Regions from separate parts of the Homo sapiens genome. Here region 1 is linked to region 2. Evidence: chromatin loops called from intact Hi-C (ENCODE). Cell type or tissue: heart right ventricle. All regions are shown on one strand. Links, peaks and the distances in the headings refer to the core of each region. The heading gives the core; the rest is flanking DNA.

Region 1 (8,334 bases), core at 274-8,273, 130 kb before region 2:
TGTAGCAGGGGAAACTGAGGCAGAGGAAAGTTAAATAGCTTGCCCAAGATCACATAATTGGTAATGGTTGGCTGGGGATGTGAGCCCAGCCTGGGCCCCTCATGTTATGTTCTTCTAGCCACCATATCACACTGCCTCTTCATGAAATGCTCAACCCAATCATATTTCTAAGTTGCTAACTCTCTTAAGACTCCCAGAACAACTACCTCAAATTTCTTGGCTTAAAACAATCAAAATCCAGAAGTCCAAAATGAAAGTGCCAGCAGGGTGGGTTCCTCCTGGAGGCTCTGAGGGAGAATCGTCACATGGCCGTCTCCTCGCTTCCTATGGCTACTGGCAGTCCTTCACTCCAATCTCTGCCTCCATCTTTACATTGCCTTCTTCTCTCTGTGTGTCTCTGTGTATCCTTTCCTCTACTTATAAGGACCTCAGTCATTAGGTTTAGGGCCACCTTAATCCACTATGACCTCATCTAAACAAATTCTATCTGCAAAACCTCTTCCATAAATAAGGTCACATTATGAGGTTCTGCATGGACATGAATTTTTCAGGGTAAGGGCGCTACTCAACCCACTTCAATAACCATTTGCTCTTTACTTTAAAGTGGGAATTGATGAAAGAATGTTTATTTACTGTCTTTTTTAAAAATTATACTTTAAGTTCTGGGATACATGTGCAGAATCTGCAGATTCGTTACATAGGTATACATGTGCCATGGTGGTTTGCTGCACCTATCAACCCGTCATCTACATTAGGTATTTCTCCTAATGCTATCCCTCCCCTAACCCCCTACCCCTGACAGGTCCCAGAGTGTGATGTTCCCCTCCCTGTGTCTATGTGTTCTCGTTGTTCAGCTCCCACTTATGAGTGAGAACATGCAGTGTTTAGTTTTCTGTTCCTGTGTTAGTTGGCTAAGAATGATGTTTCCAGCTTCATCCATGTCTCTGCAAACGATATTAACTCATCTTTTTTATGGCTGCATAGTGTTCCATGGTGTATATGTGCCACAATTTCTTTATCCAGTCTATCATTGATGGGCATTTGGGTTGGATCCAAATCTTTGCTATTGTGAATAGTGCTGCAATAAACATAAAAGTACATGTGTCTTTATAGTAGAATGGTTTGTAATCCTTTGCGTTTATACCCAGTAATAGGATTGCTGCGTCAAATGATGTTTCTGGTTCTAGATCCTTGAGGAATTGCCACACTGTCTTCCACAATGGTTGAACTAATTTACACTCCCACCAACAGTGTAAAAGCATTCATATTTCTCCACATCTGTTGGAATTATGTCCTAGAATATGATGCGGTTCTAAGAGCACTATTTTAATTACTTCATCTGCCTTTTTGGAATAAGACAGATGTGGAGAAATACGGTCTTATAAGAAGATGTGGAGAAATACTGTCTTATTCCAAAAAGGCAGGTGAAGTAATTAAAATAATGCTCTAAGAACCCCATCATATTCTAGGACTTAATTTCAATGGGTATTTGGGCCATGGCCAGAATAGCAGACTGAGGGGGATGCTTCCTTCCTCCTCAGCTGGGCTGGCCCTGCCCCTTGGCACCACAGCGACTAAGTCTGCAGTGGCAGTTTGAAGCCAGATACCATCCTTCTTCTCTCACATCTTTGCCCTGGCCTTCTCTCTACCCGGTAAAATACCTCAAGTTCCTTCATTCGTTTTTCATTGGCTATGGGCTTGAGTTCTTTAGCTTTCTCATCTCTCTTCTCTGAATGAGCTCTGATTTTCCTGACCTCTTGAAATGAACCAGTCATAGAGGGGCTGTTCCTCTCCGTCATTCTAGATGTAGCCTAGGACTTATCATCTTTTTCTAGTGGCCACGTTGTGCTGCTCACTGCAGTGATTTTGAACAATTCATAGCCTCTCTGAGCTCAGTCTGCTCTTGTGTATACTGGAGATCATTGCACTTAATCACAAGAATACTGAGAGAGCCAAGCGGCCTGATGTGTTTGATGGTGACCGTCACCGGTGCAGCATGATGAATGCGTTAGTGGTAGTTATTAGGCATCTGCTACAGGTTCAAGGTTAAAGAGCCTGGAAGCTCCCACAGATGGCTGCCTTCTTTGGTTGATCCCAGTCCTTGGAGGGCCATCAGTCGGGGATGGTTAGTGTGGGAGGAGATGGAGGAATGGATCCAGGAGCTGGAGTGTCTGGTCCAAACTTTTGATCAGTTCATGTGCCTTTTGATGTAGCAGGAAGGAGTACCCTTTAAGAGCAGTGCTGAGGCCAGCAGGCCAGCTTGCGTTCCCCTGCAATCTCTGGCAGGTATCATCCAAACTTGTGTGGGTGGATCTTCTTGCTGTGCTTCTTAGTATCTCATGGTCTGTCCTAGTGATGATCTCCTTAGGTTGTGAGACGTGAAACAGGTACTATCAGATCAGGGCATTAAGAGGACAAGCATTTATTGGACACCTATTATATATAAGGCACAGTATCAGACACTGGGGTTCAACAGGTAAAAGACACAGAGCTGGCCTTCAGGAAGTCCAGTATAGCAGACAGACATGTAAACAATTTCAGTGATGAGAGAGGGGCCAGGTGCAGATATGTCTATCAGTAAAGCCTGTCCTAGAGCAGGAGTTAGCAAACTGTGGCCTGCAAGCCAAATCCAGCTTCCCACCTACTTTTGTAAATAAAATTTTACCAGAATTCACCTACACTTATTCACTTATATATTGTTTATGACTTCTTTTGTGACTCAACATCAGAGTTGAGTAGCTGTGACAGAAACCACGTGGCCTGCACTTTACAGAAAAAGTGTGCTGAGTCCTGTCCTTGATGATGGGTCGGCAGGTAAGAGTTCCAAATAAAAAAAGACGTGGACTCTAATCCTTGGAGGCTCTCTGGATTTCCATATGTACAACTAACACAGTTCAGAGGAAGATGAGCTGGAGGATCTGGCTGGGGGGAGCTTTGCAGACATGTGTGAGGTTTCTGATTGGGAAGCGGATGCCAGAAGGCACAGCAAGTCGCATGAGGCACGGGGTGCTTGGAGAGAGCTGAGAGCCCAGAGGTGCACGCTCGCAGCTGCACAGAAAGGCAGAGTGGGGACAGAGTCAAGCAAGGAGCAAGAGGCTGTGACAACAGAGAGGCTTGTATGGATTTGAGGCCCTGTTGAGGTGATAAAAGTGATTGAATATGAAGCACCAAAGAAGCCTGCAGCTCTGGAGTTGGGAAGGCCCTCAGGGTTCCTCTAATCCAAGCTCTTGCCTGCATAGGGCAAGAGAAGGGAGAGGAAGGGACGTGACTTCCCCAAGCTCACTCAGCTAGTGAATTGGGCAGATTAGGTCTCAGTCCTGTCCTGACCTAAGCCAGGGTGCTCTTCCCTGGTTGTGAACTGAGCCCTGGGACTCTTACCTTGTGGCCTAGCTCTTTAGGAGAAAGAGCTGGGAAGCTCAAGCTCCATCCCTCACAGCCTCTCTTTTGTAAATTTTCTGTAGCTGTCAGCCTCCTGGTCTTTTTTCCTAGCCTCTTTTATGATTCCCCAGTCTAAAAGCTGTTTGAGGGCAAAGTCTGTGTCTGGTCCAGCTCTTTGAGTTCCTCCTTGTTCATACTGAGGACTCCACAGATGTGTGTAAAAGCACTGAGCATTGAGGCCTCTATCCTGGTCTGCCCAAGTATGCAGATGGGAGGTCTGGGCTTCTCTGCGCGTCTCTTGGTTGGGTTGGGGTACATCAGCTCTGGCTGGTGTCCCTAGAGCTGAGAGGCTCCTCTAAAGGACTGCGAGGCTGCCACTAGCCCTGGAGGGGCTTTGCAGCTCCCAGGTGCAGTTGTCACATTCTTTGTGGCCACCTGCTGAGGCTTTCCTGCAAAACACTTCACCACCCCTGCACAAAGAGCTTCTTTCAATGCTGAATGTCTCCCAAGCAGCCCCATTAGCTCAGGGAGGATTCAGTCGGGGTGCCATGCATCTTCAGTGATTGACAGAAACACCTCATTTGTCCTGACGTGTTGACGGAAAGACTGCAAGAGCAGCCAGAGAGGACTCTCCAGTTCAGCCCATCCTTAATCGCCAGGACATGCTCCTCCCAGCCTCTTTCAGGCTTTAAGCAGGCTCTCCTTGGCTTCCTCTAGCCTGCTGGATGGGCCCCAGCCCAAATTCCTCCAGCGAGGCAGGGACGGGTTGGGGATGTGGACGGGTCCTGGAGTGTAGTAGGGCATAGAGTGTGAAGTGAGTTGGATGCTATTTGCCCACAGAGTCCCAGATTCATTTGTCATCTGCACAGCAACCCATGGGTTGTCCTGAGTCAGTGGCTTCGCCGGCCTAGTGACAGTGCCAGAGAGCAACATGAGGCCAGAGTTCAAGAGCCTGGGGACACCAGGTGCAGAGAAAGAGAGAAAGGGAGAGAGACAGACAGAGAGAGAGAGAGAGAGAGAGAGAGAGAGAGAGAGAGAGAGAGAGAGAGCTGCTTTAGGCAAAAGTAACAAAGTTATAATTCTGGTAGGGCTTATAAACTGCTCAGCCCTCACTCCGTCTTTATCTGGTTTTATTTACAACAATATGGAAATTAGTGATTTACAGTAGCCTTGCAAATAAGGATGGAGTGCTATCTAGCCCAGGTTACCAAATGTTGAAACAAAGAGAGCCCCCAGTGCAAACAGTCCCCTATTGCTGAAGGAAACTAACATATATGTGCACCTGCCACATGTACACCAGGGAGCAGTGTTTCCCACATCTCTGCACGCTGGATCTTCACAATGGTCCCATGAAAGGTGTTATTTTTCCTTTCTGTGGACCAGGGCTCAGCCTGGTTAAGTAACTCTGTAGGTGACAAAGATAGGAACTTGGAGGGCTGACAGGTTCCAGAGCCCATTCCTTTGCATTACACCATGTCTCCTCCCGGAACCGTGGGCATATCTTTTTCCTAGAAAAAGGACTATTTAGAAAGATTTTCTAGACCTCTAGTAGGGCTGGCTCTCTTAGTGGGCTGAAATGGAGGTCCAGGTAGCATATTTAAAAAAAATTAAGATGTAATTTTCGATACTATTAAGTGCACTCTTCTAAAACGTAGAACTGAGTGGTTTGTGCAAACAGCATGTAGGTAGCATGATTTGAGGCTCTTCAGAAAGGCCCCTAGACCTCCTAGTGGGCCTGATATCTGCTGTTAGTCACTGATTTGAGGTGAAGCCTTCGAAGCCCCTGTCACAGTAGAGCTGGGTGGGGTCAGATATTCATCAGCCTCCAGTACCTTAAAAGGGTTGCTCATCATAGATTGAAAAACAGCCATGTGGTATTCCCTGAGTGAGGGACCCTGGGTTAGACTATGAGCTCCTTGGGGCCATCCCAAGGACTTCTTTACCTGGAAAGGATGTGGGTTGAATGACAGGTAAGCCAGGATGAAGATGAGTTTTTGGTACTTGCTCTCTGGATGCCCAGGACATAGACTGGTCAAAGTGAGACCAGAGCAGGTGCGCGATCCTATGGAGAGCTCTGGGGAAAAGCTGGGGGTCACGAGAGGGAAAAAGGACAATGGAAAATACATTTTGCTCCTGTCTTGTTTACCTGTCCCCATTAAGAGCTGGCTGACATCCTAGAGCTAGTTTCTGGACTGCTTCTCTGACTCTGTGGGTTGCAGGATGAGTAAAAAGAAGTTAGAAGATTGTACATTTCCAGTTTTCTCTGGTCTCAGAAACATTCATGCAGCTTTCCTGAGCATGTGCTGTGGGAAGGCCTGTGAAAGATTCTGAGTAGGACAAGCTGGACTTTCCAGCCCAACCACAGAGGGTCTCTTTCTGGGCTATGAGTTTAGGAGACATGGATGGTTGCACTCCCCACCAGTAGGTTTCTGACATAAGCAAAAACAGCAGAGTTTGTATCCATTGGTTTTGCTTATCCCATCAAACCGTTTAGAGTAGTGGTCCCCAACCTTTTTGGCACCAGGGACTGGTTTCATGGAAGACAATTTTTCCATGGACTGGTGGGTAGGGGGATGGTTTTGAGATGAAACTTCTACCTCAGATCATCAGGCATTAAATTCTCATAAGGAGCATGCAACCTAGATCCCTTGCGTGCACAGATCACAATAGGGTCGGTGCTCCTGTGAGTTATAATACTGCTGCTTATCTGACAGGAGGTGGCACTCACGTGGTGATGCTTGCTTCCCTGCCATTTACCTCCTGCTATGCAGCCCAGTTCCTGACAGGCCTCAGACTGGTACCAGTTTGGGAACCCCTTGTTTAGAGTGCATACTCTATTCTAGGTATAGAATGTCATGTGGACACTTGGACACTGTGTGAGGTGTCCAAGTGCTTGGGACTTAGTGATGAGCAAAATAAGGACCCAGTTTTTAAGAAATTATTCTTTTATTTGACCTTCAAAAAATATAAATATCCCCAGGAGGGATTCTGCTTGGGCCTATGTGTCCGATTTACAACCTATGTAGATGACTTTTGTAGATTCCATTTTTGACTGTAGGTTTTGCTTTGGGGCAGTAGAGAGACCATTAAGTGCTCCCATCTCTCTATGGCCGTTTTCCTGTGAGTCGGCATCCAGGCTAACGACTGGGGCCGTGGAGAGCCCATGTGGTGCCTTTATGCCAATTAGAAAAAGGCCTCCCTTCCTCAAGTTGCTTTTTTAATAAAAAAATCAGTTTTTTTGAAATTACTTAATATACTGATTCTGTTAGATCAAAACACTTTGCCATCTTCCAGAAAACGATCATAGTAAATATGCTATTGAATATAAACTATCTTCTCCATGGTAGTGCCCCCCTGAAATAGCACCTTTGTGCAGTGCATGACCTGCGCCACTGCATGTGGCCACCTTGTTTAGGATAGCAAGTACCAAACTTCAATAAATACTGGCATTCAGCAGCTGGGATGTGCTGCATTTCTCTTTCAGCAGGGAGGTACCTCATCCTGAGTAGGACCTTTGATCCCTTCAAGTTTTAGAATATGAGAAGAAGGGAGGGACCTTTAAGGAAAGAAGACAAGAAAAGATGCAGTTCTATTTAGATGGTGGAAATCTCTGTGACTCTGTGTTCTAGCTCATTTCTGGGTTCTCCCAGGAGGCTGGAGCTTTGCAGCCCATCAAAGTACATTTGCAGTAGAATGATTAAGGCTAGTTCTTCATGCTAAGGTGCTGAGAGAATTCCTGCCCTTTGTGAAGTCACAGGATCTTTCAGCGGGAGGGAACCTTCATAGTTCAATGCTGTCATTGTATAGGGAAGCAGAAGGCAGAGCCCTGGGGTGACTCAGGTGTGACGTTGCCAAGGTGCCAAAGATGAGAAGTGGCAGAGCTGGCACCAGGACCTGGTCTCCGTGTTTCCCCCACTGCCCTGGGCTGGGGGAAAGCACCTCTGGAAGGGCAGGGATCCAGATGAGCAGGAAACACTGTGGACTTCCTTTCTCTAGAGGCCTCTCAGAATGGTCAGAGTCCTGTTGGCTTGGGGTGTAATGAACCTGCCATGCACAGCAGGTACCCTAAAGACACCTTCCTCCCCAGGCTTCTCTGCAGATGGATTGCTCTGCACATTTGCCTTTTTACTTTCCCCTCTGTTGTCCCTGGTGCCATGGTGGGCTGAGTGTCAAAACAAGTCTTTGGTACTTACTCTCTTCATCTCCTGAGACACACACGTTTAGTGAGAGTGACAGTATTCTTGGGCTGATGGTGTGGGGAGGGCTCCTGCCTTTCTTCAGAGGAGCTTGATTTCACAGTGGTTCAAGGCAGTAGTTATGTTTCTTCCTAGGGCCAGGTAAGCCTTACTCAAGTTTCCTGAGAACGAGTTATACCTTATTGTCCTGATTATTTTTATCATGATTATTGGTTTTGAAGTTATCAGCTGAAAGGGGGCAGGTGTCTCAGGGAAGCCACTCTCGTCTTGCAGAAAACACTCTCAGCACCATGGCTATGTGAGGACAGTCCCCGTCACATGAGGGACACATCCGCCTCATCATTTCCCCTCTACTTGTGATTTGTCTTCTTTCCCCCGGCCCCTCAGTGATCTCTGGTTTGTGTCCTGGCCTGAGTAACGGTTAAACAAGCAGTTGACTGAGGGGTGCCATGCATGAGGCATCGGGATAGGGCCGAGGCCTAGAGATAAGGACAGAGAGATCTCAGACAGAATTTTGACCCAGCAGGGGTTGGAGAGGGAAATTCTTCTCTTTGTCATGTTATTGGAGATGATGCCCACCCTCATTTTTATTGAAGATTTACCCTGGGCTTTGCTTTGAGTTGGATGCAGGAAGGAGCACAGTGAGTCACAGGGCCTGGATCCTTGTCCCCATGGAGCTCAGAGTCTGGTTGAAGCTAAAAGAGTCAGATGTGGAATGATGCCCATGGTCAAACATGACCCTGCCGAGCACAGAAGAGTA
Region 2 (8,334 bases), core at 280-8,279:
TTAAAGGAGACTGTGTCTGGAACATAGCAGAAGATTAATAAATAATTGTTGAATAAATCAAAATATGTGGAAATAAAGTACAAGGAACAAAAGAGACACTTAGCTAATATTTAGAATTTAAACACTCTTGCCATCTTCAGAATTGTCTTTGCAAACTGAAGCATGGTTAGTATGTTTTAATATTCTTTTGGATGCAAGTGATAGAAATGCAGCTTGAACTAGATTAAGTGAAAAAGAAAATTTATTATAAGCATTCAAGGAGCACTGGAATAGGGACTCCATTTATCTCCTGCCTCTGACTCTTTCTAGCATTTGTTGGTTACACTACATATTTTCTCCATTTGGATTAAACATTGCTGCTAGTAGCTCATGGGTGTTACACCTTAGAGCTTTATACTCGATTGGTCTCAAGTGAAAAAGTACTATGACTCTGTTTGACTTAGGTGGAGGCCCCGGGCCAATTCATTGTGGCTAGGGGGCAGGATAGCTTTGTACCAACTTGATGTTCCCTCCATAGGCAGGTGGATGAGGACACTGGGCGGATCATTAGAGTTGGGGGTGGTAATGGGGAAAGTAGTGGCCATTCTGAAGAAAAAACCAGAAACTGTGCATTTTAGGAAGGGTATGCGTGCATCAGTGGGCAGAAACCTGCTTCCTGGCTCACCTGCTTCCTGCCTACTGGTGCATACTCTATAGAAATGGTCTCACAAATCAGATCACCTGGAGATGATGTTGTCAATATCTAGAATAAAACTAAATCAATGTCAATCTATGCAAATGGTTTGCAAATCAAATCAACTGAAGATTATATTGTCAATATCTAGAATAAAGCTAAATCACTTGATGTAAGAGACAAGAGTTTGGATTTTTTGGTATAAAACTCTAGTATCAATTGTCAAGTGTTTTGTTTTGTTTTTTTTTTTTTTTTTTGGAGGGTGAAGGGAAAAAGGAAGGGGGAGAGGGGAGGGAGGGAGGCCGAGGGCAAGTGCTCTTGATTGGGAGTTCTGGGTCCTTTATCACAGGAGATGGGTTATTAGGGCTGTGTTTTCCCCAGTGCATCTAGCATGAGGCATGAGGGAAGAGCTAATACTTATGAACTATCTACCTTGTGGGGGGCATAATGCTAGGTGATTGTTATAAACTAGTTTCTTTGATCCTGTAAGAGATCAATGTTATACACGCCGTAAACAGGCATTATTATTTCCACTGAACAGAGATTGAGAAACTTATGCTACATGAGGTCACATAAATTGTCCAATATCAACAACTAATAGTTGTCAGTGCTGGGAGTTGAACTCTGTTGCCTCCTGTTCCAAAGTCTTTGCTTTTTCTAATAAGCAGAGAAGTTTTCCGGAGGGCTCATATCCTCCTTCACAACTCAGTAGCTTCACGTGGGCTTGCCTGGGTGTGTTCTAAGAAAACATGGCTTTTGGGTTTCCCTTGCCAGTTGTGATCCCTAGACATCTGGCCTCAGGTTGACCAAGGGTGGAAAACCCCATACCGTGCCAGTGCAGTGGGTGGGGCACCAGTGGGCTGGTTTATATCAGGATTTAGAACTTGTGCCCCGGGTCCCCACATGGTAATACACGTGGCAGCAACCACTACAGCTGGAAAGGACGTGGTCTGCACATGCTGCAACGATAGACGTCTATGCACAGATGCACACAGCCCACGTTCACACACACTCATGCACGCGCACACAGATGTCTACACACAGACGCACACACCCACATTCACACACACTCATGCACGTGCAGATAGATGTCTGCACACAGATGCACGCAGCCACATTCACACACACTCATGCACGTGCACATAGATGTCTGCACACAGATGCACACAGCCACATTCACACACATTCTTGCATGTGCAGGGATATTCAAGTGTAAAATGCAGTCGTTACTGCGGATGTGTCACATTGCCTGTCAGAGTGGATGGTGTTCTACAACTGTGGATATGACAACAACCACTGGTGGGTTGTGGAATCAATTTAATGGGCTTTCAAGTGGACTAAAACAAGATGGGGTAAGATAAGCTAGAATGCAATAAATATTAGTATTCATTATAAGAAGGATGGGTAAGTGTTGCTTCATTAGATTTTGTTTCATTTTTATAAGTGTGTTTGTGAGAGTGAGGGTATGTATTTGCATACTGAAATCTGATGTAACAGATTGTTTTAACTGTAGGTCACAGTCAAAAACGTTTAAAATTACTACAAAATTGAGGTTTTGGATGTTGTTTTTTCAGACTCAGGATGGGGCCTGGCAAGTCAGGAAGGTGTAAATACTAGAAAAAAGTAAACATTTTAATAGATTTCTTTAAAAACAGAGGAACTGTTTTTTAAACATAATTGTAAATTCATCAGAAGTCCAACTTCTGTGGGTCTGATGGAAACTCAGAAAATGCCACTCCTTATAAACAAAGGGATATTCTCTAAAAACCAATATTGAATCTAAAGAAATGCATACTCTAAGGGTTTGTGTCTTTCAGCCACTCATAACTGTGATTAAAAACTTACAGTATTCCTGGGATTATTTTAGAGGTTGCTAATTTTGTCATCAAGCCTGAAATTCACTCTGTCTCACTTTTTAAAACCTTTTTATTTTGAAAAATTTTAGATTCACAGCGCAGGAACTTGCAAAGATAGTACAGAGGGGCCCAGCGTGCACTTCTTCTAGCTTCCTCCCGTGGTTTCGTCTTATGTAACTACGGCACAACATCAAAACCAGAAAACTGACATTGATGAGGTGGAGCTTTAAATGATACCTTTTATTCCCAGTAATTTAACTTTGATATGTGAGATATAAGCATAAGCCTGTAAGTAATACTTCCATGCGTGCATGATACCTCTATAGAACTTCCCTGTCTCTACTCACCAAGGGATTGATTTCATTTGTTAAGCACTTACATGAACAGAGAACACTAGGACATTTTTTAAAAAGCTGATTAATCTAAACCATATTGAAAAAAGATTGGTTACTTTAGGTCTGAGACCTTAATAGCAGCTGTTTAGTCTGAATTTCCTGAATGATTGCCTCTTTGTACCTTCTCCCGTTGTGCTAACAGGGCTCTGAATCACCTAATCCATGAGCAATGATTTACCCTGAAGAACATTGCTCACTTTAGGGTCTTGGTTCAATGGACTGTCAAGCCGTTTATCAAGCTTCTTAGGCTTTCTGGAGAAAATAATAAATCAAAGGAATACAGCATTGGATTTATAGCCACAGTTACTTCTCACTAGAAACCTGTGTATTGTACAGCTTAGTGAATACCCTAGACCTGATTTCCATTCTGGGCAGGCTTCCCTCATCTTTCAGCTTGTCTAGAGGCAGCCTCTCTCACAAAATACAAAGTCATTTCGATGTCATTCTTAGCCAGAATTCCTCTAGAATTCTGTTAAAATTGATTACATCAAAAACCCCCCAATACATATATAAAGCATTCTGACTTCACATTTAAATGATTTGAGGAGAATCCATACCATGGTGGCTGCCATCTTGTACAAATGATGGATAGTTGCCTGCACTCTAATTTAAAGACCAGCAATTTACACAGCACTTAGGTTTCAAAGTGCTTTGCACCCGCTTGGCTGCTAATACGTTTTTCATTCCTGACCTTTTAGCATTGACTAGTTCCAACTAGGATTCAGTTGACTAGGTTTCTGTCTCTCCTCAGTCCATGCTTAAAAGAAAAAACCGCTAAGTTAAATGAAGTCCCTAACACATATACTTGAAGAGCAGCATTGAGGAACTCATATGTTCTTGGACGTGACTTAAAAGCGAACGTCTTTTACTAGAATTTATACAGACAAGTGATTTTCTGTGTAAATCTGTTTTTTAAGGGGGTACTTTCCTCTCTGAAAATAGCAATTCCTTCTCAACTACATAGCAAACACAGGTCTGACCCAGAAGACATAAACTGGGCTCTCTAGTCACCCAGCAGAACATGCCCAGGTGAAACTAGCACAGCTGAATGTATTATTAAGATATGACTATTTAATATTTTCGACGTGGATGAGTCATTTTTATTGACCTTTGCCAGCGAGTCAGTGGAGGAACTGGGGTTTATCCTCAGGGACCGACAATTTCCATTCTCTCACACAGGAGGCCTTTCCTTCCTGTGGACTTAGTAGCTCATTAAAAACAGAAGCCTAGAAACTGGGGCTTGACAGCAAGTGGCAGCCCTCAGTAAATCTGCCACCCTTCAACTTCTTAATGAAGGGGGAAAGAGACCCAGGCATCCTTTGGCTTTGGAGGTTTCCTCTGAGCACTGGCTTTAGCACACAGGGCACCAGCTTGCTCTCCCTAGCAGTGGCTCCCACTTGTGAGCCATGCTCTCTAGCGCCCTCTGCTGCTTCTTTCTGTTGGAAACAGCTGTGGTTCTCAGTGCTGGATCCCCTGCCTCCCCATCATTGTCTCCAGCTGCCCTGTAAGAACAGCCAGTGCTTTGCTTTCGTGAAATCTTAAGTTCTCCACCCTTTCCCCCTGAACCATGAGCTTAACCATCCTCCCATCTCCCTGGGAGAATATTACACAACAGAGGGATGAGTTCATTCATTTTTCCTATCAGTGTATGGTATAGAGGGTTATTGGGAAAGTCAGTCAGGGCTGATTCTTTGGTTCTTATTTCCAAGCATTCATATGAGCCTAAATCTGTTGGATACAGCTAGTCAGCTAACGAATGAATGGAATTTCAAATATATTCCTCAGTCCATTAAATGGAAATACACTAAGAATAGGTTGGAATACAGGCCATTAGAGATTATTTGGTTCATGCTCCAAGTATCAAAGAATCTAGATCTTGGAAGAATTTGCCTTGCTCTTTCATTCTCCCTAATCTTATTTCATGGTTATAATAATTCTTATTAGGTTGAGGTTATTAATCTCCATTCTACAAGTGGCTCTCCAGCTCATGCTCTTAGAAAAGGGCTTTCCACCCAGATCTACTCCGTTCTTCCCCATGTAGAACTTCTCCTTCTGGAGGTGAGAGCATGCACAGGTCTAGCCACACACTCGTGTTTGTTTCTACTTGGGACCAGTATCACCTGTTTGTGAGACAGCCAGTAGGCTTTACAAAAACAGCCTAGACTGAAGAATGGATGATGAAATCCAGCTTCAGGCTGTGATTTATTCACAACTGTGGATGCATCCCATTCCACCAACCTCATGGACCCCAGATGTTCTGAAGGGACTTTATGAGGCATCATTTAATGCTCAATGTCTCTGACAGATCTCACTAACTTTCCAGGGCACTTGTAGTGACAGGGAGCTCCATATCCCATCTTTTCATTGTTGTTTTTGAACAAAGTATGAGTAACACTCTCCAGGTGAAGAATACAATGCTAACTTCTTTAACATTCCTTACTTATGGAGTTGAAAAACTCAACCATAGATTTGGAAATGGGAGCTATTTGGGGGATGTATTTTTCTTGGAGTGGACCATGCTTGAGCTCCACCTGACCCAACAACCTCCATCTATTGCAGCAGAGAGATGTGTGACCAGCAGAATGCCTTCACCATGTGTCCCCTGTGTGACAAGTCCTGTGATTACTGGAACCTCAGCTCAGCCTGTGGGACCGCGCAGGCCAGCCACCTGTTTGACAACCCTGCCACCGTCTTCTTCTCTATCTTCATGGCTCTGTGGGGTATGTGGCCATCACCAGGCTTGCTTATATGGGTGGTTCCTTTACATGGGCACAGTGACCAAGCTGTAAAGCTCATCCCCTTCAGGTTACTTACTTTCGCATTTTTTCTTCCCATCACAAGAAGTATTTTAAGGATGACACTTTTCTTTTCTTTACTCATATGTGTGAATAGAAACAGGAATATCCTTCATGTCTTTATCTGTTTTCTCTCAGATGTAGTCATGCTAACCATGTACTAGCCCCATGTGTGATTTATTCAGAATTTGAACCAATGCCTGTTTTGAAAACTCCTAGCACACCTGTAAGACTCCTGCAGGTGCACTGACTTAGGTAAGATTGTAGATATCGTGCAGCACAATACTTAGAATGGTGGAGTGACTGCCGTGGTCACAGAGTTAGCTCATGGGAAAGGTGGGCTGAGATTTGGTCTCCTGACTCCTGTTCAGTGCGATTGTTAGGGCATCATGAGTGTAGACTGTACTGTCCCTGCACTGTTTAATTTAATATTTAATGCCAGGGTAATGCTTTCAGTATTCCCACCAAAGGGATTAGTGGAGGAAAAAATAATTCCTTCATTTTTCTCCTCCTCCCTTCCTCCCAGAGTATGGGGTAATAAACTTGTTCTGAGCCATAGGTAGCTGACTGTAAACACACACAGATACACACACACACACACACACACACGCCTATTCTCACAAACTGGAATAACGCGGGATAACCACCCCATGGTAACTGAGCATTTCTAAGAAGACACACCCATGAGTATTAGAAAAGGGACCAAGTCAACCTGTGTCAGCCCATCTGAGTAGCCACCTGCTCCTTTACTCATCACCGAATGTGCAGGCCCTTGGTTTGCACATTGGATCACAGACCAGCAGGACCACAGTCCTGCTGCAGAGGCTGTTTGATTTATCACTGACTCCATGGCGCCCAGAGGATATGCCAGGATGGGCCCTGAGTCACACGTCCCTGAGCGTATGAGGAGAAGGAGGAGAGGGAGAGGCCTGTTCTCGGTGGTTCTTAGGAGAACTAGAACACAACCTTCCTCCATTCCCTGTGGGGACCTTCACTTGGGTGGAGACAGAACTTGATTGGAAAGATTCCCATATTGCTAGGCCACCAATAAAAATTTCCAGGGCACACTCTATTCTCTATTATCAGGGAGAGCAGCTGCGTCCCGGGAGCACACGGGCAGTGTTCAGCCCATCGAGAGCTGGAGCAGGGAGCAGGAGGAAATGGAATTGTGACCATAGACTCCTGGGACTGTTCACAGGCAGGGTTGGTAGAACACACTGAAGTTGGGGCTTGTTGCCTGGGAAGTCACTGGCAGCTCTGTGTCTCCTTATCAAACAGGAGCATTGTGGAATTACCCCAAGATCCACCTGAACTGATTTGGAACCCAGAATACGTATTCATTTTTTGCTATATTACAACTCTAATGCCCATAATTTGTCTTGCAGATATTACCACCATTGAGTTGCTGAAGCCTAATAACTCCAGGTCTATAATCCTTCAAGAACTTTCTTGGGACACATAATCCCCTGTTGTAGAGAAACTTGGTTTTCAATTGTACTTCCTAGTTTCAAGTTTCAACAACTGCCTCTTCTCTTCCTTTGATAGCTGTAATGAACAGCTACCTCCCACCCCTTCCGAGATCCTCAGTCATTTCCTACCCTACCCCTGGACCCACTGTCTTCCTTTCACATCACAGTGCAGGGAAAGTACTCAGGGGTGAGATTGCGCCAGAGCTTCCTGGCATAGGGTAGGATTTGGTTTTGTTTTTTGACAGTCTTGCTGTGCTTTATGTGATTGTGTATTCAGTTACAGCAGCCAAGAGCCTTTAGGCCAGATTGTCTACAAATTACAATTAAAAATAATAGTAATGCCTCTCATTACCATGATTATTATGATTAGTGGTGCTGTGCTGGGTGGGCCTGGTTCAGGGCCCAGGTCTGCTGGGAATAAGGCTGGGAAGAAATGGCTGTACATAGAGAGAGACTTGGGCTGCTGGTGGCAGCGGAAGGGGCGGTGTGGAGTCAGGAGGTCTTGGGGGATACTAGTCAGCAGGACCCAAGTCTGTTGGCTCACCTGTAGGTCGGACTTCAAACTCCAGGGTATGTTGGGAAAGAGAGTGAAGTCCTACTGAAAAGGGAAGGAAAGAGACAGGGTTTCAGAACTCTTTTCCGAATAGAGGTTAAGGACACTGACCTAGGCAGACCTAATGTGTGTCTCAGTTCTGCTCCTTACCAGCTAGGGATCCCATGGCAGGTAAATGTGAACCTAACTCTGTGTCACTAAAGTCAATACTCTTGACCAAGGTGCCCTGTTACCTTGGGCAGATTACTTAATCTTTGAGCATCGTTGTCCTCATCTGTAAATTGAGCGAAATAATACCTACCCCACAGTGCTCTTGTGACATGTGATTGAGTGTGCATGCAGAGCATGTAGCATAGTGCCTGGCACAGATGAGCACCCAGAACTGGGAGCTGCTCTCCATCAGTATGGTGGTCCTCCCTTGCCCTCACGACTCATCTATCCATGACTCTTTTGCCCCTCTCATCATTCCTTCAGTCTGACTTCCTCCCTTCATGGAGACACCAGTCGGTCAGCACTCTGGGCACTGTTGTGTGCACAGCCCTCCTCGGGAACCAAGGAAGGAGCGGTAGGAAGAGGAGGGACTTACTACCATT

The links. Hi-C counts contacts between places; a loop is a spot of excess contacts. Peaks named below come from ENCODE experiments on the same cell type or tissue, not always from the same donor. Only the 100,000 strongest peaks of a DNase experiment are listed, where the experiment ranks them.
Region 1: it touches region 2 in a loop (4-fold over the local background); 11 of 110 quality-filtered maps call a loop at or near these places.

The regions. Positions count from the first base shown.
Region 1 is chr12:5,869,290-5,877,623 of GRCh38, reverse strand. All of the region lies in intron 3 of ANO2 (anoctamin 2), which reads left to right. Among named protein-coding and RNA genes, the nearest start is that of ANO2, 72 kb to the left of the region's middle. In heart right ventricle, for the core only: a CTCF peak has its summit at 4,679 (motif pointing right); no DNase peak of the experiment used is centred there; H3K27me3 peaks cover 221 bases.
Region 2 is chr12:5,741,467-5,749,800 of GRCh38, reverse strand. ANO2 (anoctamin 2) reads left to right here. Exons shown (of 25, transcript NM_001364791.2): 12 at 5,484-5,644. Among named protein-coding and RNA genes, the nearest start is that of ANO2, 200 kb to the left of the region's middle. In heart right ventricle, for the core only: CTCF peaks have their summits at 4,132 and 4,333 (motif pointing left); a DNase peak (open chromatin) is centred at 4,340; H3K27ac peaks cover 2,644 bases.